3 separate regions of the Homo sapiens genome follow, and all the other regions are linked to region 1. A link is a loop called in an ENCODE intact Hi-C map of the cell type or tissue named here. Cell type or tissue: Panc1. All regions are shown on one strand. Each heading gives the region's core, and the rest is flanking DNA. Links, peaks and the distances in the headings are about the cores only. Region 1 has its middle 650 kb from the start of LINC02064. Region 2 overlaps CDH6 (cadherin 6). Region 3 has its middle 790 kb from the start of CDH6.

Evidence for each region. Hi-C counts contacts between places; a loop is a spot of excess contacts. Peaks named below come from ENCODE experiments on the same cell type or tissue, not always from the same donor. Only the 100,000 strongest peaks of a DNase experiment are listed, where the experiment ranks them.
Region 2: a loop joins it to region 1, with 11 times the contacts of the local background. A loop is called at or near these places in 12 of 110 quality-filtered maps.
Region 3: a loop joins it to region 1, with 5 times the contacts of the local background. A loop is called at or near these places in 6 of 110 quality-filtered maps.

What each region holds. Positions count from the first base shown.
Region 1 is chr5:30,037,805-30,045,396 of GRCh38, forward strand. No RefSeq gene overlaps it. Among named protein-coding and RNA genes, the nearest start is that of LINC02064, 650 kb to the left of the region's middle. RefSeq lists an enhancer at 2,738-3,032. In Panc1, for the core only: CTCF peaks have their summits at 2,900 (motif pointing right) and 3,138; a DNase peak (open chromatin) is centred at 2,947; H3K27ac peaks cover 890 bases.
Region 2 is chr5:31,228,985-31,236,576 of GRCh38, forward strand. The region is part of intron 1 of CDH6 (cadherin 6); the gene reads left to right. Among named protein-coding and RNA genes, the nearest start is that of CDH6, 39 kb to the left of the region's middle. In Panc1, for the core only: CTCF peaks have their summits at 3,486 (motif pointing left) and 3,698; a DNase peak (open chromatin) is centred at 3,477.
Region 3 is chr5:30,398,683-30,406,274 of GRCh38, forward strand. No RefSeq gene overlaps it. Among named protein-coding and RNA genes, the nearest start is that of CDH6, 790 kb to the right of the region's middle. In Panc1, for the core only: CTCF peaks have their summits at 2,989 (motif pointing right) and 3,201; a DNase peak (open chromatin) is centred at 2,989.

The DNA of each region.
Region 1 (7,592 bases), core at 810-5,809:
ATGTAGTATAAATGAAATGGAGTATTATTCAGCCTTAAAAATAAGGAAACCTGCCATTTGCCACAACATGGATGAAGCTGAAGGACATAATGATAAGTAAAATAAGTCAGACACAGAAAAAAAAATTGCATGCATGATCTTACTTGTATTTGGAATATTAAAAAAAATCTCAAATACACAGACAGAGGGGAAAAAAGTAGTGGTTTCTACGGGAAGGGAGGAGGGTGATGAGGAAATGAAATGAAGTAGGCAAAAAATACAAAATAGCAGATATGTAGCATGAGCAAGTTTAGAGAGCTAATGTACAACATTAGTGAGAACTAATGTTAATAAAATTGTATTGTATTAGAAATTTTTGTTAAATAGATTTTAGCTGCTCTTATCACAAAAATGTATGTGAGATGATAAATGTGTTAATCTGTTTTACATTAGTAACCATTTTACTATCTATATGTATCCCATAAAATCATGTTGTAAACCTGAAATATAAACATAAAAATTTATTTTTTAAAAAAGAGTATCTGATAAATATAATATGAAATAGCAAACAAAACATGACCTAAAATGAAGAACTAGGGAAGTGTGGTATCCAAGAGTATATAGACAAAAGTAGGAATCAATGGATTATATTAATAATCATAAGCCAGATGAAGTGATCAGAATATTCTCTGTTATTTTTGAGGAAATGTCCTGATATTCATAATACATGTCCATATTATGAAGGAATAATTTTTGCTTTCTAATGGTTTCTGGAAGATTCAGAAAACATATATAATTAGTATAGTTTATTTGAAAAAATGAAGAGTGATTTTCTGCCAAACCTTTGACTAACTTTTGCAGAATACTCTCATAATAAGCAGATATTATTGTTCTTTGGCCCTCCAGAGAGTAAACAAAAGAAATGCCATGAGCAGACCAAATAAATAAACAAGTAAAACCTGTTGTGATGACTTTTGCTCTCAATTGGTCCACTTTTGCTTTGACTGGACCATTTTTACCTCTTGGTAACCATTGCTCTGATGGTGCCTTATTTTCAGGATCATACCAGGAAAGCCATGTTTGATCTCTTGTTACAATTCTTTGAAGAAATGCTACAGGATCTTGATCCCATTTGTTTAAAATTTCAATGGAAAACTCTGTTCTTATGTGCAGCAGTTGATTTCGGTGCAACAATTTTAGCACCCATTGAGTGAAAGATTTGCTAAAGTTTACGTTTTCAGTTAGAATTGCATAAGTTGAACTAATTGAGATGTCTATGGTGTTGGCTACTATTCATGCTGCTAATTGTTGGTTCTTTTCAATTATGGCACAAATGAAATTATTTTTTTCTTCACTCCTGTAATCTCGGAACTTTGGGAGGTTGAGATGGGAGAACTGCTTGAGCCTAACAGTTCAGGACCAGCCTGTACAACACAGTAAGACCTTATCCCTACAAAAATTTACATAAAAATAGTTGGGCATGGTGGTATGCACCTGTAGTCCCAGCTACTCAGCAGGCTGAGGTGGGAGAAATGCTTGAGTCTGGGAGGTTAACACTACAGTGAGCTGTGATTGCACCCCTGCACTCCAGCTTGTGTGACAGAGTGATATCCTGTCTCAGAAGAAAAAGAGAAAGAGAGGAAAAAAAAAACAGAATGGAAGGTAAGAAAGAAGAAAGGAAGGAAGGAAGAAGGGATGGAGGGAGGGAGGGAGGGAAGAAAGAAGGAAGGAAGGAAGGAAGGAAGGAAGGAAGGAAGGAAGGAAGGAAGGAAAAATAATTTATGAAGATGGGCTGCCATGCAGGCTTTGTCTTAAAATCATCTTAACCCTTCTAAAAAAAGTTTTCTATCTGTAAACTGCTGATTTCTTTGTCTCCATAAACTTTTCAAAAAGCATCAGTGATTTTCCCATTCTTTAACCCAGGTTTAATGTTTATTTTTGTCTCAATTTTAGCAGAAAGCATGATGCTGTGATAGGGGCTGTTCTCAAACTGATGTCATCCTTCTTAATGCCTAAAACTAGGTCCCTTTAGGACACAGTAACAAGTGAGTATGAGTTTAATTTGGTGCAAAAAATATTGAAATCCATGCACAGTTTCATAATAATGTTTATTAAACATATGTTGATCCTTATTAACAGAATCGTTGTGATAGTGATATTTGCCCTTACTCTCAGCTTTGGCTAGGCCACAGAATTTAGACAACAAATTAGAGGAAACAGAAATAAAACCACACTTAACCGTGTCAAAGAAAAAGTCCCCTGTCTTGACAGTGCAGAGTAGAAAAATAAATTATGTAAGAAAAGCTTTACATGTTCTTACATCACCTGTATGTTGAAGAATCCCTTTTAATATATCCAAATTTGTTTTTGTCACTCACTGCCTTTTTAAAATATACTTAGTGAAGTAACTGTCGGGGCGTTTCTTCTCACTTATAAATACAATTGTTCTAGAGGCACTTTTATTGTTATCACAGACACAATTTAGTAATTAGAATGTTCAATCCAATATATTAATTTCAACTCTGAATTTGAATTTAATAGCATATTTCTAATCCATTCAAACCAGCCTGTTTTAAGCTGTAAGCCTTCAGGATTAAAAACGGGTATAGTGAATTTTTTATTTTTAAAGTTCTCTTATTTAAAAAAATCCCTCTCCTGCCTTCTTTTATAGACACTATTTTCAAATTAATGGCATTTCTTGTTTTAACTATCATTGAGCACTAGGGGCATGACATACATTTGGGGAGAGCTTCTTCTGTGAATTCTTCTGAGGTTTGCTGCTAGCCTCTTCTCTTTTGCCATTCTCTTGACCATGGCAAATTAACCTCTATTCTAACTGATCTTGACCACTCTTTCCCGAGCTCTGGGGATGCATCTTTAGCTTTTTGCTGCTAAGTTCCCTCCATGACTCCAGGTGGCGCTATTGGACAAAAGTCAAGATGGCTTGCTCTTTGCACAGTTCAAGTCCACTACGAGAGAACCGTAAAAGCATTCATTGTTAAAACACATCCAGGGAGTGCAGGCCCATCCCAAAGCAGTGACCTTCTCTAAAGAGATATATTAAGTCCTTTTCTCTTGTGCAAGGGTTCCGAGGTGAGAGTCAGACTTAGTTCGTTCTGCCTCCTAGATGAAAGAATTGTATATTAAGCTCTGCATAGATCTCTGTGAGAGTCCACACCCCAGAAGAATGTTTGAGTCCAGGGATCAAGCCCTCCTCTCTGTAGGAGAGGAAATGAATATCACATCATATTCTTATCTAAAGATATCTTCTTCCCAATATCTTCAATAAAAAAAACTTCTCTCCTTTTTCTTTCTCTTGCCTTTCTTACATACTTGAGGTGAATGAATCCCAACCCTGATACCAATTGTATTATTATCTTATATTTACTTTGTATATTCCACACATGGTGATTTGCCCTGGAATTTTATATTTACTATACTTTTTAGATGTATAGTAAATATACATTTATAGATGTAGATGTACTATAGTAGAAATACATTTATATCAACTACACGTTGGAGTCATTTATGAAATCTCGAAATTAGTAAGCTCTTATTATAAAATTAACAAGCTGTTACTTACAAAATTTTAATCATATAATAGTGAAATGACACTGGCTTCATAAGGCATCTTGCATACTTAACTATATCTAGATGCACTTAGGAGAAGCATTTGAGCAAGAACATGCCAGGAGATTCAGTGAAGCATAAAAGAATCAGGCACAGGCCAAAAGAGACAATCTGTTTCTGACACTTACAATCCTGGAATAGGTGTTCTATTGAAAGAGAGCAATTCTGCTTATTATAAAATAGTTTCCTGCAGGACTTGTTCATTCATTTATTCACTCATAAAATAAACATAAATATCTTGTAGGTACCAATGACGGCAGTGGGGCCCATCTAGAGCAGCCACTGTGAAGATGCTGTCTGTGGCGGGGGAGGCCTAGTCAGGGCTGCGCACTCCAGCTGGTGGAGCCAGGAACAGGCAGAAACCCCTCCTGTTTCTGAGTTGGTGGGGCAGGAGCACCGCCCTCCTGGGCACAGATGCAGTCACCCAGCCGCGGCTGTGGACCCAGGTATCCCTGCACTCTAGGGGACCTGGGAAGTCCCCTGCCCCCCACAGATTCAGAAGTGCCTGCTTCCACTGCATGGCCTCACCCTACTCCCAGTGCCCGATTCAATTTCAAAGCAAAATTGAGGTTGAGTCAGGATGCTGTCACCACCCAGCCAGGTGTGCATGTGCTCAGGACAGCACTGACACACCAGCACCCTGTCACCTTCGTGCCCTCTGAGCTTTGGGCACCAATGACCATGGGAGTGAGGCTGAGGGGGGGGCTGAGGGCAGCTAAATGTGGGCATGCAGGTATCCTTCAGCACGAATAGCCTGGGAGCCACTGGCACTATGGATAGCAGGTTTATGGTCGTAGGAGGCAGACAGTCTCCAGGGCAAAAAGGGGCAGGTCCCCAGTAAAGCCCCACCTTCAAGCCAGGGAGGTACTGAAGCATGGGGCTGGGCTGCCAGTTCTGTGGACTGGAGTGAGAACTTACAGTGCTTTTACCAGGCCTGCCCATGGTCACCCATGGACTATGCAGCACGTGTTTTCTCCCCTCTGAAACCTGTAGAAACCCCAGAATCAGCCACAGGGAGATGATGAGATGACCTGCCTGTAAAAGGCGCTACCCACTTCAGGTCTCCTGAGAACTGTACTATCGCTTAATAAAATACCTCTTTGCCTAGCTCACTCTCCAGTTATTTGCATACTTCATTCTTCCTGGACATGGACAAGAATTCAGAACCTGCTGAATAGTGTGACTGAAAGAACTGTAACACAAACAAAGCTGAAACACACCCCTTGCTCACCACGTTGTGGGTGAAGAGAAGGAGAGAAGAGGGAAAAAGAGAAGAGCTGCAGCCCTTTTGGGAGCCCAGACATAGGAGCTCCTTGAGCCAGGGCTGTGACACCCCCTTTGGGGCAATGTGGTTCCTGGCATCGTCAAACTTCTGGGCACCACTGCATTGCCCAGTGCCAGCAGTGGAAGCTGCTTGTGGTACGCCTGGTCCAGCTGCAGCCTCACAGGGAGCTGGCTCCCGTGCTGGCACCTGGAGCTGTCCACCTGCGGCAGCCAGAGTGCCTCGCTGTGAGCCGCAGCTGGACCCCACGCTCGCTCACTCACTCTCCCCTCACCGCTTTGTGCCTTGCTTGCCCTTGGCAGGTGTGGGATCTGGGCCAGTATCACAAGCTGAGCACAGCCTGACAAGCTGAATGGGTAGAACGAGCCCAATGTGCCTGAGCAAAACTGAGGCAAAGGCGCCACCAGCTACGGAAGCTTCCGGCTGGCAAAGCAACACTCTGCGTATCCCGTGACACCCACCTGTATGCAGTGAGCTAACACGCTGTGCAAGAATAACAAACATTAGTCAGATTTAACAGAAATAGTGATATAACCTTTCTAAGGAAAAGTTCATTTGGTATCCTCCAAGCCTTATTAGAAAAGTTTAAAAGTAGCATTGTAAAATATTCAATGCAGGAGCATAATCATGTTTGCCTTCTGATCTGCTACTTAATGTTGGTTTAAGTTGCTTACAGTAAGTCCTAGCTATGATTTGAGATGTAAATTTTTATTCAGTTACTGATTTCCTCAGAATTTCAAATGAAAATTCAAGCCAACAGAAATAAATCACTTTAAAAATTATCTGAGCTTTTCATGGCACAATTTGGTGATCTCAAAGACATAGTCATAGCATTTAAGAGAAAAATATTTCACTTTCTTTCAGTGATGACAAATTATTTAATTATAAAGTTAATTACACAAAAACATGAAACTAGTAATCAATTCTCTAATATATTATTTATACAAATGCAATATCAAAAAGTTACTAATTAAGTATAAACATTAAAATATTGATGAATTAGATGATAAATTAACATAATATCATATTAATATAAAGGTTTGATGGTTTGCTGAAACTAAATCCCCACTTAAAACACAAAAACAGGCTGGGTGTGGTGGCTCACTTCTGTAATCCCAGCACTTTGGGAGGCTGAGGCGGTGGATCACCTGAGGTCAGGAGTTCAAGAACAGCCTGGCCAACATGGTGAAACCCCATATCTACTAAAAATACCAAAAAAAAGTTATCTGGCATGGTGGTGGGCGCCTGTAATCCCAGCTACTGGGGAGGCTGAGGCAGGAGAATCGCCTGGACCCAGGAGGCAGAGTTTGCAGTGAGCCAAGATTACACCATTGCATTCCAGCCTGGGCAACAAGAGCAAAACTCCATCTCAAAAACAAAACAAAACAAACAAAAGTGTTGCTACATTGGCGTGGGTTTTGTTGAATTTAGCATACTTCCTTTAGTGTCTGGTATGTGATGCTTCCATTCTTTCAACAGCTTTAATTTTCCTGTTCAAACAACTGAATTTATACAGTATTCAATGGGGTTCCATGGTCTTGGTGTAGCAACAATATATTATTTAATTATTTGTTGGCCTCTGTTTTTTCCACCTTAACCTGAAAACATAAAAGAGTAAAATGATTTGTTAATTCAATGAATCATAAACATAAAGGTAAATCCATTTACTGAACTCATACTATAATGCAGCCATTATAGTTATAATTGACTCTGTAGTCCTAAGTTAGTCATTGGAAGGATGCAGAACAGACTAGTACTAATTGTTTAAACCTATAATTGAAGTAGATGCGTATACTTAAAACTTTTTCAGGACAATAACTAAGAAGGAGGATAAAAAGGAAGAAGAAGAGAAGGAGAGAGAAAGAAGGGGAGGTAAAAGAAGAAGGAAGAGGAAACTTTCAGAAACTTTAGGAACATATGGCTCCCTGAGAGACAAGGATTTAGACATTGGGGTACCTTTGTACTCAGGTTAGTTTATGAAACAGTATTTTATTTTATATTAGGCTCTAAAACCAATGTATTTCTTTTTAGTTTTATGTTCTTATTTTGAGATATTTGACATATATATATGACATGTGTATAAGTTACAAAGCACAAAAGAGTGACTGAAGGGCTGGGCACAGTGGCTCATGTCTGTAATCCCAGCATCTCAGAAGGCTGAGGTGGGAGAATCACTTGAACTTGAGAGTAAGCTCTGAAAGTATCTCATCTAGATATGTGCTAAATGCAGGTACCATAGCTGGTCTGTTCAAATTCTACCTAATTACTTTTTATCAGATATATGTAATATTGAAATTTACTTTTCAGGCAACTAAGAGTTTGCATACAAACAAAGAACAATGAACACGAAAACAGAATTTTAATGAAAAGCTTGTTGTTCACACATTGGCAGCTATTTCAAAATGCATTACAAAACTTTATGTCAATCAAATAAATTACATATATGAGTTTAAAATAATCATAAATATTTCCTCATATTATTGAGTTTTTCTGGCTCATATAATATTTTTATGCAGGAAAGAGGTTTGGAAATCAAATAATATCTTCTTATTTTCATTTTTTATGTTCCTTTGTCTCAATACATATTTTGCATAGCAGGAGATGATCAGCTTGGTATAATGTTGTCACGAGTTTGAATTAATAATATATTACAGATACATCAGTTTATACAGGAAGATTCTAGTTACTGAAATCACGACAT
Region 2 (7,592 bases), core at 1,214-6,213, 1.2 Mb after region 1:
TATAATGATAGACTCTTAGTAGATGTTCAATACAGGTTAGTTCTTTCTCCATTCTGACACTGACAGGTCTAATTACCCGTCATACTAACTAGCACTTGCGTGCCATTTCCAAGGGTACCAACTGCCCAAACTATATCATTTTATTTAATCTACAACACAGCCCTCAAGCTCTACCCGATTCTCCAAAACCTGAGTCCGATCAAGGTGAAGAGACTCAGTCAGTGATAAAGGAAGAAAGGGCAAAACAAAGACTGCAAGCCTACTGGTTTGACTCCAAATCTGGTGCTTTACTACCCTGGCTAACAGACCTCTTGTTATCCAGTTCTGGTCACCATACTGGTTAGAAATTAAATGTTTGGCCAAAATAGATTGGAGGGTAGGAAATGAAGCATATTGCCTGTTATCTTTGTGAAGTTTGCAGAAAAGCAAAACAGAATGAGGAACTGGAGGCTCAGGAAAATATTTTCTCTCTGGAGCTGTTAGGCATTTGTAACAAGTTGTTAAGGCAGCTTGGCTCTTACGACTGTATGGCTGGTGCCAATTTGGAAGCTTTTATAGGTCTCTAGTTCCCCTGATATTATTGGCTAAACCAATAAGTGGTTAATTTTTTTATGTAAAAAGAATTCTAACTCTGAAAACACTTGTGAGAATTCAAGAAACTCCGGAGTCCCACCTAAGGATTTTTTAGTGAAAGAATGAATTATGACAAAGAGAAATGCAATTGTGGACCATCATAGTAGCTGAATAAACATTTCTCAGTACTTAATGTCACAGAACATAGGAAGAAGTTTTGTGTTTTTGTTGTTGTTGCTCTTAATTGGGATTATTAAGGAGCAGCATAATTACGGGCTGAGGCTTTTTGCCCTTGGTGACGTAAGGGACTTTGCTCTCCATTCTCCTGGCTGGTGATTATCAGGCCAGTGACTTGGATCCTGGTATGACAATTAAGATTGAGTAGTGTCATCTGTTTCATAATTAAATTCTATCTTCCATATCCTTTGAATGCTGTATGGGCGTTTAATTGGCGGATGCTATTTCTGCTGCCACTGTGGCGTGTCTGAACAACAAAGTCAAAATAACAGTGATTCCGCTCCTTGCAGAATATCCCAGTTGAAGAGAATTTGCTTTCTCTTTGGCACAGAAAGAGCCCTGAAGTCCCAATTTAGACACAGCAGTTAAGAAGTTGAGGGCCTCTGAATTCCTGCAGGTTCTCACTCAAGGTGATATTTAGGGTCTACCATTGCAAATTAAAAGATCAACTTAACTTGCATGGGAGAAAAGTCATCTCTGTCCTGTAGATGACTTCTCCAAAGACATAGAGAACTCACTAGGGGATCATACACAGGTTTGTCTGTATAACCATCACAGGCAGAGAATATCTTTTTTTAAAAGTCTGGCTCATTTTCCTTCACTTACTAGAAAAAGAGTCTCTGAGAGTATGTATTAAAGTATTTATGTTAAACACCGTTAAAATACACTTCCAGTGTATTTATTAACAGAGAATTCAGAAGCATTAGGCCTCCTCTACAGATGTATCTTCCTGTTGCATCTTTAAGAAAGCAGCGGAAGATGTTTAAGACCATGAGTAATGTACTCAGTGAAAAATGAGAAAAGAAACTTATAGGCAAAGCAAAGAGAAACAAATCCTCCGTGCAAAAATGAAAATGCTATTTTTTTAAAAACTAACCTATGATTTAGAAACCATCTGCAGAATAATCTTGATTGTGTCCTCAAGTAGAACAACAAATCCATTGAGTTTAATCAAACTCAAAATAATTCTAAAGAGAAATTAGAGATGTATACAAAAGAAGCTAAACAATACAGTATAGCATCCAGGTAAAAATATTATATGCTAATTAATAAACAATTGTAGGGGACTTCATGAACTGTGAATGAAAAGATTAGTGTGAATCTTTATGCAAAATGCTTAAATCCATGTTAAGACGAACAAACTCTTTAAAATGTAAAACCTACACATATAAAAATATGCAGGAAACACAATATGCTCTTTTAAATATTCTTCTAATCACATGATTATATTTTAATTATAGTTTTCATTTGTTGAAAGTATATTCAAATGCAATATTTTTCTTTTCTTCTGGATAACAGTCTTCACTGCCTTATTTTCATCTTAGGGTGATTCAGCCTATAATGATTTAGAGGCCAAATGTTCAAACTCTTTTTAACAGATTACTCACGATGCAATTAAAATTAAATTATGTGCATAAAATTGATATTTTAATCAAATCATTGCGTATCTCCATAGTGGTTTAGCAATAAGGAGAAAAAGACTGGCCTGAAATTCCCAGGATTTTGTCTTCCTTGCCCTTTGGGAATTTCTTTCCTTTTTAGTATCCTTAACAGATTACTGTTTGGCGGGGTCAGAATTCCCATGAATCATATTTAAAGCAGTTCCAGCTTATTTTGAATATTTCATGGACGCTTCCTGTCTCAGTCCATTTTCTGTTGCTCGTAACAGAATGCCTGAAACTGGGTAATTTATAAAGAAAAGGAATTTATTTCTACAATTTGGAGAGCTGAGAAGTCCAAGGTCAAGGGGACATATCTGGTGAGGGCTTTCTTGCTGGTAGAGACTCTATGCAGAGTCCCAAGGTGGCACAGGCCACCACATGGCAAGGAGGCTGAGTGTGCTAGCTCAGATCTTTCTTCCTCTTCTTATAAAGCCTCCAGCTTTACTCCCCATGATAACTCACTAATTCATTAACCCACTATTTCATTAATCCATTAATCCATGCATGAACCTCTTAAAGGTCCCACGTCTCAATAATGCCACACTGGGGATTAAATTTCAACATAAGTTTTGGAGGGGATAAATATTCAAACCATAGCACTTCCTCTGTAGCTCAGCCTCTAACATAAAGAGATAAAAGGGCATTACCATGTCCAGTTTTAGACCTTTGCTCTTAGAAGAAAAATATTCACTTAAGGAGTAGAGTAAGCCTACTATAATTATGTTTCTTTTCAAATCACCCTGATTTGTTTCTCTTGTTCTGCAGGAATTATTTTGTATCTTCCCATTCTTGACCTCTATGTCAAGTGACTGTTTCAGACTTCACAACTTAGGCATCACCATTTAGCTTCTACTTCTGGTCTTACACTACTTTGTTTCTCACTCTTTAATTAGAAATGGTTAATTTGACTTCATGTCTTAAGGCAAGGAGAAAATGAGTCTTAAACAGTATTAAGCTCCCATAAATATTTCACTTTATGCTAATTCCTGTGCTTCCAGCTGAGCCGTTTGAAGTTCTCAAAAAAGTGTTTCTGTTCCCCTCAATTAAATACATAACTGGAAAACAGTAAAATAATTATCAGTTTTACTACCCTGCACTTTATTTTCCAAGCTTTCATTCTGGACGTTTTAAATTTTTCTTCCACATTTTTCTTCCACTAACCCAACCCAGTGTCATAGGTGCTGCCTCCAGCCTGGTTAGACTCTAAGACCCAGGCTTTGGAGGAATCTTAGAGCTCCCTCAAGTGGACATACGTTTAATGCACCCTTAATCTCTACAAAACGTTTTTGGCTGCACCCTCGGTCCAGGACAGGAGTATTTAACTGTCCCAATTTAGAAACATAAGTAGTTTCCTCTTTAAGCTAAAAATATTCTGAAAAGAAAGAAAAGTTCAAACAAGTTTGCAAAGCAAATGGATTTGAGTGGCCAATGAAAACATATCAAGTCAGGCTTTTTAGTTATTGGTTTTGCTTGTGAGAATGTAACTTGGAATTATTAATTACAATATCATCTATTCATTTGGATAAAATGTTATCTGTTGAGGAAATTATAAATGCAACACTTATATGGCACTTATGCTATTGCCACATGTACCATACACCAGGCATTGTTCTAAGAGTTTTCCATATATTAATTCATTTCATCCTCACAACATTCCTCCAAAATAGGTCCTTTAATACTCCCCGTTGTACAGATGAAGAAACTGAGTCACAGAGAAGTTAAATAACCTTTCAAAGGTTGCAGAGCTAGAATATGGAAGAGCCAGTGTGCAAACCCAGGCAGCCCAAAGTTCACTATATCATGCTGTTTCTTACCATGCAATGAACAACTGAATATACAAATACACACACACGCGTACATAGACATATCTCTATAAACACACTTATATATGCACATACGCCTTCACATGTTACACATCCACACACATATACACACAAATGCACACATATACACATACAGAGAGTATATATTATAAGGAGCATATTTTACACAAAAAAATAAAGTATAAAAGCTAAAAGAGAAGAGAGATAAATTACAAACATTTTAATCAAAGCTTTAAAAACTTTACTTATCCAACCTGGGCAACATGGCAATGCCCCGTCTCTACAAAAAAAAAAAAAATACAAAAATTAACCGGGCATAGTTGTGCACACCTGTAGTCCCAGCTACTCAGGAGGCCGAGGTGGGAGGATCGCTTGAGCCTGGGAGGTGGAGGTTGCCATGAGCCAAGATCATGCCACTGCACTCCAGCTGGCATGACAGAGTGGGACTCTGTCTCAAAAAAAAAAAACAAAACAAAAACTTTGCTTATCATATTTCCTTGTTATTGCTTATCATTACTCATTAAAATTTCTGGTCATCTCATCTCTTACTCTAATTCACTTACTCTGACCTTGCTTCATTAAGACCATTGAAAGTTTCTTTCCTGTGTGGCTACGACATTTGCTGTTTTTTCTACTGGAAACTTCCGCCAGTTCTTCCCATGACTGGCTCATTGTCATGATTCCAGTTTCTTCACGGAGAGGTCCTCCTTGACTTTATAAAACACCCACCGCCTCACTCTCTACTACTCAGCATCCCTTTACCCATTCCACTTTACCTCCATAGGCCTCACCAATGATTCAAAAATATATTACCTGACTATCATTCACTTGCTTCGAGTGTGTCTCCTCTACTAGAACGTAAATTCCATGAGGCAGGACATGTTAGGAACTCAAAAGATAATTCTCAGTGAATGATTGAATTATTACATGTTCCATTCTGATGGCTTTTGAACAAATGAAAAATTGTGATAATAGTCTATATCTCAAATACATTTTTTTCATAATGTTTTTCTGTTTAAAGTGTGTTCTTAATACTTTGACTAAGTATCAAATTTTAAAGTCTGAAAATATTTAAATGTGTAGCCTCATAACAATTGTATTTAAAGGTTTTTTTTATTCTTTATTAACATGTTACTCTTGCCTGATGTTGTAACAAGAACTGATGATAAACTAGATGTTTAAGTACATGCAAAAATTGTGCTAAAATAGTACCAGAAAAGAAAATTTGTAAATCTGTAAATTTCTATAAACTGGGATAAAATCTTAAAAGACTTTTTCTGGTTTTATTCATGGACTGTGTCACCATTTTAGAATCTTATCACATATATGGAGTGTATGTCTGCTAATTAAGTCATATTTAGCAAAACCATCAGAGATTGATAATGGGAAGGTATCCACAGAGTAACTACCCTAAAAGAGTGTTACTAATAACTAGATGCCATTTTCCTCATACTTGCCATTCAGCATCCTATACAGCTGATAGGTGGGGAATCCCATCTCCACCTCCACTCCACCACCAGGTTCTCACTGTAAATCATAGAATGTCCACATTCCTTCCTTTCCACTTCTTTGCTTCTCTTCTGTGACTCTTCTCACTCCCTACCACAAGTATTTCATCAGTTTTTATAAAAATAGACCTTTCTTCTTTTCTAGGCTCCAGACCTTCTTTCTTAGGCCTCTATTATTATATTGATTAGCTCAAATTATATACATAAACATATACATACATATGCATGACACATATGCATACATATATACATGCATGCACATATGCATGTGTATATAGGTTTGCACATATACATACATACATATATACTCTTTATGATATTGAAGCTACTTTAAAATTAATTTCTTGCTCTATTAGCCTAAGTAACTCAAAGCATCCTGTCCCCAAGCACTCCATTATCCACAAGTGTGTAATATGAAGGCCTCCCTGTGGGGGTGAGGGAGTTTGCCATACTGTACTCAATATCATCAATTAATAGATGGTTCAACCTATTTTAGATTTTGAGATACTGAGCGAGTTGCCAAATATCCAGCTGAGAAGACCATGGGGTAGAAGAAAATTTTTGAATCACCCATTCAATCCTAGATCCTACTACCATATAATCAATTTCTTTAGGGTTTAAATATATTTTTATGATACCATATAATTTCATCTTTTCTATTCCTTTTTCTTTTTTTTTTTTTTTTTGCCTTGTATGCCATTCTTTCAAGCCCAAAGTTAGAAAAATTCCATTTTTTTCAGTCAATCCATTACATCAGAGGCAACACCAACAAGAGTAATTTTGTGATTTGAGTGGCTTTTGTGTGTCCATAAGAAAATGTTGTTTTGTGATTTCATTTCAAACTCGACAGTTATATAGCTATCCTCCATTCTAATACATTTAGAGTCTTCTTCTATTTGATTTTTACTGTTCTCCTTTATTCTTTTGTCTCCAGTTTGCTCTAATGACAGTGAAAACTAAGTACTCATACAATTTCTCTGCAAGCAGCTACTGACCACGTGGCAGGAAACAGCGAATGTTATGCATGACTTACTACACAAACCCTTTACTTTAGAGAAACAAGCCCCAAATAAGTAATTTATTTGTAGCAATAAAACCCAAATGAATAAATCTTGTTTTCAGAGAACAAATGAAAGACAATCTCATTTCCAAACATATGTTCTGGTTTTTTAACCCCAAATGAAAGGCCAAAAACTGAATATACTGAAACACAGGCAAGAAGCAATACTTTAGCCACATTCTAGAATATTGTTTTAATTATGGAATTTAAATTTATTATAAAATAATTGTTTTACAATTTTTACAATTTTTCTTTTCCTTTGATCAGAAAGGAATTGTGGACATTTTGAGACATTCATTAACCATATTTGTATTAATTTATGCCCATTGTTTGTACTCATACGATTGATATTTGCATTTCTATTTGCTTTTAATTGCCAATAATTTATTCTTTTTTCCATTCAGTTTTTGAACTATAGAAAACATTTGTCAGATTTTTTAATGAGAACCAGATGCCTAAAAATATATAACAATTTATTATGCGGTATAAATTTTTATTAATGGTGTATATACAAATAGCAGTTCTACACTGTGGCAAATGATTTACATTTTCTATATTCAGTTGGCTAAATTTAAGTAGTTTTGTTAATCACAGGAAAATTAATGGGAAAATTTGAAGACATTCCTAAATAATGACAATATTCACATCAATTATCCTCATTGTACTCTATAGTTTACTAATAACCACCTCAATCAAGGTGTCTTTCACTGAAACAAATCACTCGAGTTTATTTCAGTTACAGTTATATGACTCATTGAAGGATCATAATATAGTCCTCTAATTGAGAAGGGGTGGGCACACAATATGAATGAAGGTGATGGGAAGCAGAGAAAAGGAGGCACATTTCTCTCCGATCGTCTTAGTTCCCCAAGGTGTCCTTCCCAGGCCCTGCCTCGTGGTGAGCTCTGGCACACCTTTGTTGCCACGTGCTGCATCCTACCACAAACAC
Region 3 (7,592 bases), core at 958-5,957, 360 kb after region 1:
AGGAAATGAATAAAGTTAAAAGCTAAAATATTTGAATTGACTCACTCATACACCAAATTTGATAAATCAACCTAAAGGATTATATTTTTAATTGACCTAGTTGTTATATGAGATTTTAAGAAATAATTTTCTATTATACAATAAAATATAAGGATCACAGAACAAGAATACATAATGACATATCACAACATTTTAAAACCTAGGTGAAGTCAGTACATTTTTATGAGCATGGATTATTGAAATTCTCTGAAAAGAAATAAAAATATTGACGTAAAAACAAGAAGGATTTGTTTTTTGTTTTTTGTTTTTTGTTTAAAAAAAAAACAAAAACAACTTACCCCCAAACAAGTACGAGATCTAGTTAAATCCATGGATTCATAGGTATGACATTAGCTTTTTGACTAGGCTATGAATAGAAGCTAGAAAGATATCAAGAAGACTGTTAGCAGGAAAACAAAAGACACTAAGAAAATATTTATAAGAACCTGGAATAAAGATCACATATGTGACAGAAAGTTTATTTAGTAAAACTGTGCCCTGCGAAAACATGAAAAATAAAAAGCAATCTTAGATCTGGGAATCTAACTTGGGATTTCCAAGCAGAATATCAAAAGTGTCAACTGGTTTATTTCAACTGTATATGATAGGTGGGAATAGAGACAGAAATGTAGAGTAAAACTTGAAATATTTTACTTTAAGCAGAATTTAGCCAAAATATAAAGAAGCCAGCATTTTCTGGGATAGAAAATAAAAATGTTTTTCACTATAATCTTTCCATTTAGCAAAAATGTCTTCAAAGTAGGAAATAACATAATGGTAAAGTTAATATCCACAATACTACTATGGAAACAAAACCTCAAGGTAAAGCTCGTATCATGGGGGTGATTGTAAAGCCTTTGTTAAGACCTCAGAAAGACTTAAGACAGACTTTTGAAAACCATCTCGTCTAGACTAGAGGACAGTACATTTTTTGTAAGCCCCAGACAGTAAATATTTTAGACATTTCTGGCCATATGATGTCTGCAGCAACCCTCAACTCTGTCACTTTAAGGAGACTATGGGACTGGAGAGTATGGGAGAAGAAAGAAGTGAGGAAAGGAAGGAGAGGAGAAGAGAGTTGAGAACAAAACAAAACAATATATAAATTATGTACATTTCAGCATGCTATAACCTCCAAAAATTATTAAAACATATATTGCTCCCTGGTCAGCTTTGGTGAGGCTGCTTTAAAAGCGGGGGGATTAGGACTGGCACCAACCTGAGACAAATTCCAAACTCATCTTTACTTTGCCTTTTATCTTATAGTGCCTGGTCAACAGCCTGTATGAAAAGGTTTATCCTGAGCTACTGCAATCTTCTCCAGAATTCTCCTCCAGTTCCTAGCCCCTGGCATTCGCCTCTCTCGAGTTGCATGGGTCTTCTTGGTATAACTTCCTAGTTCATTTCAGATACTGTCTCCTGCTTTCAGTCTCAGGCTTTGGCTCACTAGTTTCCTTTACTGGACACTGCAGCTTCATTATAAGTCTTCTCTGGGATCAGAGGGACTTCATCGCCTGGTTATTTTTCTCTGCCCACCTTTCAATCCAGATATTTTTGCTACTTTCATATCCCTGACTTTCATCTCTCCCACACTTAAAAATCTGGGTAAATTTTTGCTATATTTCTCCCAATTTCCTGCCATTGCCACCATTCTCTCCTACCTTAGAACTTTTGTTTTTTGTTTGTTTTTGTTTTTTTGAGACAGGGTCTCCCTTTGCCACCTAGGCTAGATGCAGTGGTGCAATTACGATTTACTATAGCTTCGACTGCCCGGACTCAAGGAATCCTCCTCCCTCAGCCTCCCAGGTAACTGAGACTACAGGCATGTGCCACCATGCCTGGCAAAATTTAAAAAAATGTTAAAGAGTCTCACTATGTTGCCCCAGCTACACTTGAACTCTCAATCTAAAACGACCCTCCTGCCTCACCCTCCCAAAGTGCAGGGATTATAAGCACTGGCCAGTGCACCTGGCCTACTTCAGAACTTTGCATTCATCATTGGGACAACTATGATTTGGTTGTTTTTTTAATTGTTTGTGAGTACCTAAAGATGGTCACTCTCGGGAGATTGGGATGAATTATGAGATACATGTTACACTTCATTACTTTGTAGAAACTCTAAAAATTTTTTAATCCTATGCAAAATGTTTTGATGGAAGCCATGTGATTTTATTAAAGTTAAAGCTGAAGAAATAAACACATTCTCAAGTGCTACTGCAAATAATGTATTAAAGTTGAACATGGTTAAAATGTTTGCAGCCCTTAGGTAAAGTATTTAACTGAAAATAATAAAGAACTTGATGACAACTAATTGGCTGCTTTTTGATGTTATAAACCAAAAGACAATTTTTTAAGCATAAACTACACAACCTCAAACATAACCATGAGGATCCACTAACAATTCAAACGTAGCATAATGTGTTGTCTCCCGATCTTTATTTCAATGACATTTAAGATAGTAAGGTCTATGAGATCTGTAGCTATAAATATTTCTACATTTTAGTCTCTGAGGTTTCACTTTCTCAAAGGGAGTAAGTGGTTTTAGGAGATATTGCTAAGTGATATGAAATATCTGAACCACCAATTTTAACACAGAATTCTGAAAGTTCTTCATTCTAACTGTTGCTGACGTCTCTGCAATTTCTCCACTTTTTAATATCACAAGAGAAAACACAGGCTGAGATTGTTTTCTGCCACTATGCTGGTGGTCATAGTTTCAGTGTTACTGTTCACAAGACAAGAACTCTACTCTGGTGTCACTTTGCCATGTTCATCACCTGTAAATATTTTCCTTGAAGGGACTATTGTAAAAAATAAATCTACCCTTTCAAGTCATTTTTGAAAACTTAGTATGTGCTCATGTGAGACGGTTACGAAAATGTTCAAAAAGCATGGTATTTGTTTCTTCTCCAAGGATAAATCTCATCAGCTGTAGAGGAAGCATCAGTGTTACCAGCTGAGGGCGGCAGAGAGACATAAGACAGGTGAAAAGAAAGGTCATGTTGGGTTGTCAGTAATCCTAATTCTTTTGGAATTCAGAAATTCTGTCCCTGGGATCAGATGTAAATTAGTTTCAATTAGTAGTGACAGTGTCTAGAGTTAGTCTGGGAAGGAAAGACTTTAGCTCTCCTTCCCCCTTTGTCCTGCATTTATTTAAATATAGGCAATTGTGTTTTGGAAATCAATTTTACATACATTTATATGCAAACCCTTCTTAGATTACTTCTTACAAGAGTTTTGTCCTTCTGTAAAAATTCTGAAGTTTCCACCTCCATTGTTCCATTTAGGGATTACAATAATACAGATTACATTAATTTACAGGTGCAGTGGATTAAGGTAGCCCTTGGCCAAAAAATAAACTCAAAGATAGATGTTAAAAAAAAAACCCTATGTAAATTATCTCATCCACAGATACATTTTTTTAATTGGAGGCCCATAGCCTTCACTTTTAGAAAAATAACATGTTAAAAATAAAATACATTTTTTATTCAAATCTAATATTTACTTGATGAATATTAGTTTTTTCTTTCCATTCACTCCAATTCTATTATGTTAACTTGATTTATTTCATTTGTCTATTCTGATTTTATAATCCATGGTAATAGCTGGTGCTTGTTACATATATTTTTGGCATTTTATTTTCTATTGTTTCATATTTTATCCCAGATTCTTTTAGAACAATTTTGATTTTAAATATTTTCTATTTCTTTCCCCCCAGCAATAACAGAGCATTTGAATTTTAATCTCACTTGTATTTAACCAGAAGTTAATAAATTCTAAATATACTCAAGTATGATTTTAGATATTTCTTTAAGAATGCTCTTTTTATGTTATAGTTTTATCCTTACATTATTCTATTTTTATTATTAAGAATAGAATTTTTATTATCTTTAGGATTCCAAGGTGTGCTAATATTTTAAAACTTTTATTGATGCACAATTGATTAGTACATGTCTGACAAGCTTATAAATAGCTTAAGTAATTATAATAAATTGTTAATTTTTTATGCTGCTATTTTCAGCAAAGTAATAATTTCATTTTAATGGTTTACCCCATAATAATTATGGTTTACATGGCACTACAAAACCATTACATGGAATTCTTGAAGTAATTATAATGAAACTGTTGGTTGCCACTTAACATTCATTCTCTTTTTTCCTTTATAAAAGACTAAAACTAGGCCGGGCGCAGTGGCTCACGCCTGTAATCCCAGCACTTTGGGGGGCCAAGTCAGGTGGGTCACTTGAGGCCAGGATTTCGAAAGCAGCCTGGCCAACATGGTGAAACCCCATCTCTACTAAAAATACAAAAATTAGCCAGGTGTGGTGATGCACACCTGTAATCCCAGCTACTTGGGAGGCTGAAGCAGGGGAATCGCTTGAACCTGGGAGGCAGAGGTTGTAGTGAGCTGAGATCGTGTCACTGTACTCCAGCCTGGGCAACAGAGTGAGACCCTGTCTCAAAAAAAAAAAAAAAAAAAAAAAACACTGAAACTAAAGTTACAACAAAATGTGTTTTTTGTAGTATTGTTAAAAATAATAAACGTCTTAGATTTTCTTGAAGCAAGAGTGGCCAAGTAACTCAACTCTAGGTCATAATATTTATTTAAGAATACTGATGGAGGGTTCCAGAAAAAGTCTTTTACAAATAGTCATATTCGAGTGGCCTGACTCTGCAGTCCTGCGCCCTGTATCTCTTCCTCCTGTCTGGATCACAGAAGCAGCATCCATAGCCAGAGCAACTGTTACATGAAGGGGTTTTCTCTTGTTTATAGGTAAACACACTCCTGACTGATGAAGATGTTATCCTTACATTTTGTGTTCAATCATTTATCTCTAGGACTTGGAAAAAAAAAACATATTGGGCCTGGAATATGGATTTTAGAATTCCTGGCATTTCTTTTTCTGTGTTATTGCTTTCAAATTATTGAAGATACTGAAAAAAGCAAAAAAAAAAAAGAATAAAGAATAACTTAGAACATCAATATCTATGATTCAGATTATGAAAGTGTAGAGAAGCAGATGAGTAGCGGTTCTTTGTATTGTTTGATGATTGTGGTGTATCTTTTTGTTCTATTTTCTAACATAATTTTTGTTATTGTTTGTAAACTCTTTGTTTATAATATCCATAGGGCTGACTCCTATTCTAAAATCTTATTTTGGATACTCACTTCATTTGTTTCCTTATTTTATATCTTTATTTTTGGCAGGCATTTTCAATGAACATTTTAAAAATAATACCAATGCTAACAATTATAATTATTCCTCTAAGTATATTTGGCCAAATCTTTATAATTTTAATAAACTTTTTCTTACCCTTATCTAAATTTGTTATATTCTGTTGTCATATTACATTATATCATTTATGTATGCTATATACAGTATTTCTTTTATTAGCTTATTAGATAAAATACAAATTTACTGAATTACTTCTTAAATACTAAGCCATAAAATCTTAAAATCTTGTATCGTTTATTTCCAATGTATTTGTTCAGGTAATGTGACAAGTCGCACATAAAATGTTTTGAAATATATTAAAGTATTATTTGCAATTAATTTTACAATCAATTTCTATTTAAAATTTTGGGTTGTTAGGTCCAAACACTGTTTTCACGTAAAATTTAGTCTTGTTAATTATATTGTTAAATTCCATCATGTTCTTTTTTACTCTGTCGTAGGATATAAGTGCTATGTTAAAAATCTCTCACAGAATGTTTTATCTATTTCCCTGTTTTTTTCTTTTTTAAGACGGACTCTCGCTCTGTCTCCCAGGCTGGAGGGCAGTGGCGCGATCTCCGCTCACTGCAAGCTCCACCTCCCGGGTTCACGCCATTCTCCTGCCTCAGCCTCCCGAGTAGCTGGGACTACAGGTGCCCGCCACCACGCCTGGCTAATTTTTTGTATTTTTAGTAGGGACGGAGTTTCACCGTGTTAGCCAGGATGGTCTGGATCTCCTGACCTCGTGATCTGCCCGCCTCGGCCTCCCAAAGTGCTGGGATTACAGGCGTGAGCCACCACACCAGGCCCTGTTTCCCTATATTTTAACAAATTCATGGGTTTTTTTTGTTCTTGGCCCGGTGACATAATTTGGCCAATGAAGTGCAAGGAGAGGCTTTCAAGCTAGTTGGCAGAAGATTGAACAGGCAGCACTCATTTCTTCTTGCATAGTTTCCTCTGCCACAAGAACTGCAGTAGTCTACAGGCCGTTCTGTTGGCTTCCATGTGGAGTGAAGATCATGCGAAGCATTGGCATAGCTGGTCCACAATGGACGTGCAGAATGAATGAAATAATTCGAATTACTTATGGGGTTGTTTTCACTTGCAGCATATCTTACCTTTTGATAATTGGTAAAATAATTAAGTGTAGATGAAACAGATAAATGAGATGAGATAAAAAATAAATGAGTCTGAATTTCAGGGGAGATATATGGGTAGGAGGTATAACTTCGATGGTCAGTAACACAGATGGTGTTATCCAACGGAATAAGTGTAGAGAACAAGACAAGAAATCGGAAGACGGAGGTCTGGGACCCGCAACGTTAAGAGAGCTGAAAGAAAAAGAGGAAGCAGAAACAGAAATAAAAATGTTGAAAACAAAGAGGTAAATGGGAAACCAAAAGAGTATGGTAACCTGGGAGTTTAATAAAAAATGAGTTTCAAAGAGAAGGAAACCCTCAGCTACATCAAATGCTGCATATTGGTGGTGTGAAATTGACAATTGACCACAGGGTTTAGCAACTTGAAGATCACTGGTGAGCTTGACCAGTTGTGGGGGAAGAGTGGAGACAAACGCATGTTTGGACAGGATTTAAGAGAAAATTGGAAAAGAAATGTTGGAGACATCAGATGCAAACAACAGTTCTGAGAGGCACTGAAAAGGGAAGAAAATAAACAGCAATAGCAGCTGGGGAAATGGGATAAGAAAAAAGAGTTTTTTAAAAGAGGAGAAACTGCGGAATGTTAATGAAAGTAACATACAGAGATAAACATGATAATGCAAGAGAAACAGGTGAGAATTGAAAATGTGCCCCAAGTCTGTGCAATAGAATGGAATTCACTGCAAAAATTATTGGAAATATCTTCAGATAAGAATATGATTAGTTATTCTGTAGTAACAAGATGAAAACAACAATATATGAGTACAGATGCTGGTACATGGTGGTAGTAATCTGTGTGCTTGACTTCAAGTTCCCTAGAAGCGAGCCTAAAATGGGGATTCCCGTGCAAGTGACTTATCTAGCAGCTGTTCTTGGAAGCTAAACCTACCAGAAGGTTAGAAAAGCAACTCTGCATCCATTCTTTTGTATCAGTGAGTCATTGGCTAACAACCATTTGCCAGTGGTATGAGAGGGTTAGTATAACTTTCCAAGCACTTCCAGAAAAGATGATTTCTGTGGCTAAAGACAAGTCTCTGGGGAAGTGTATGAGTGATAAACAATTAGCAGCCAATACTCAGCAGCTTGAGATTGGAAGCATCAGTCCAGGAAGCAGCACCAACTGCTATGCTTTCAGAATTATCTGATTACTTCAGTTTTCTCTGCGAAGTAGGAAGCA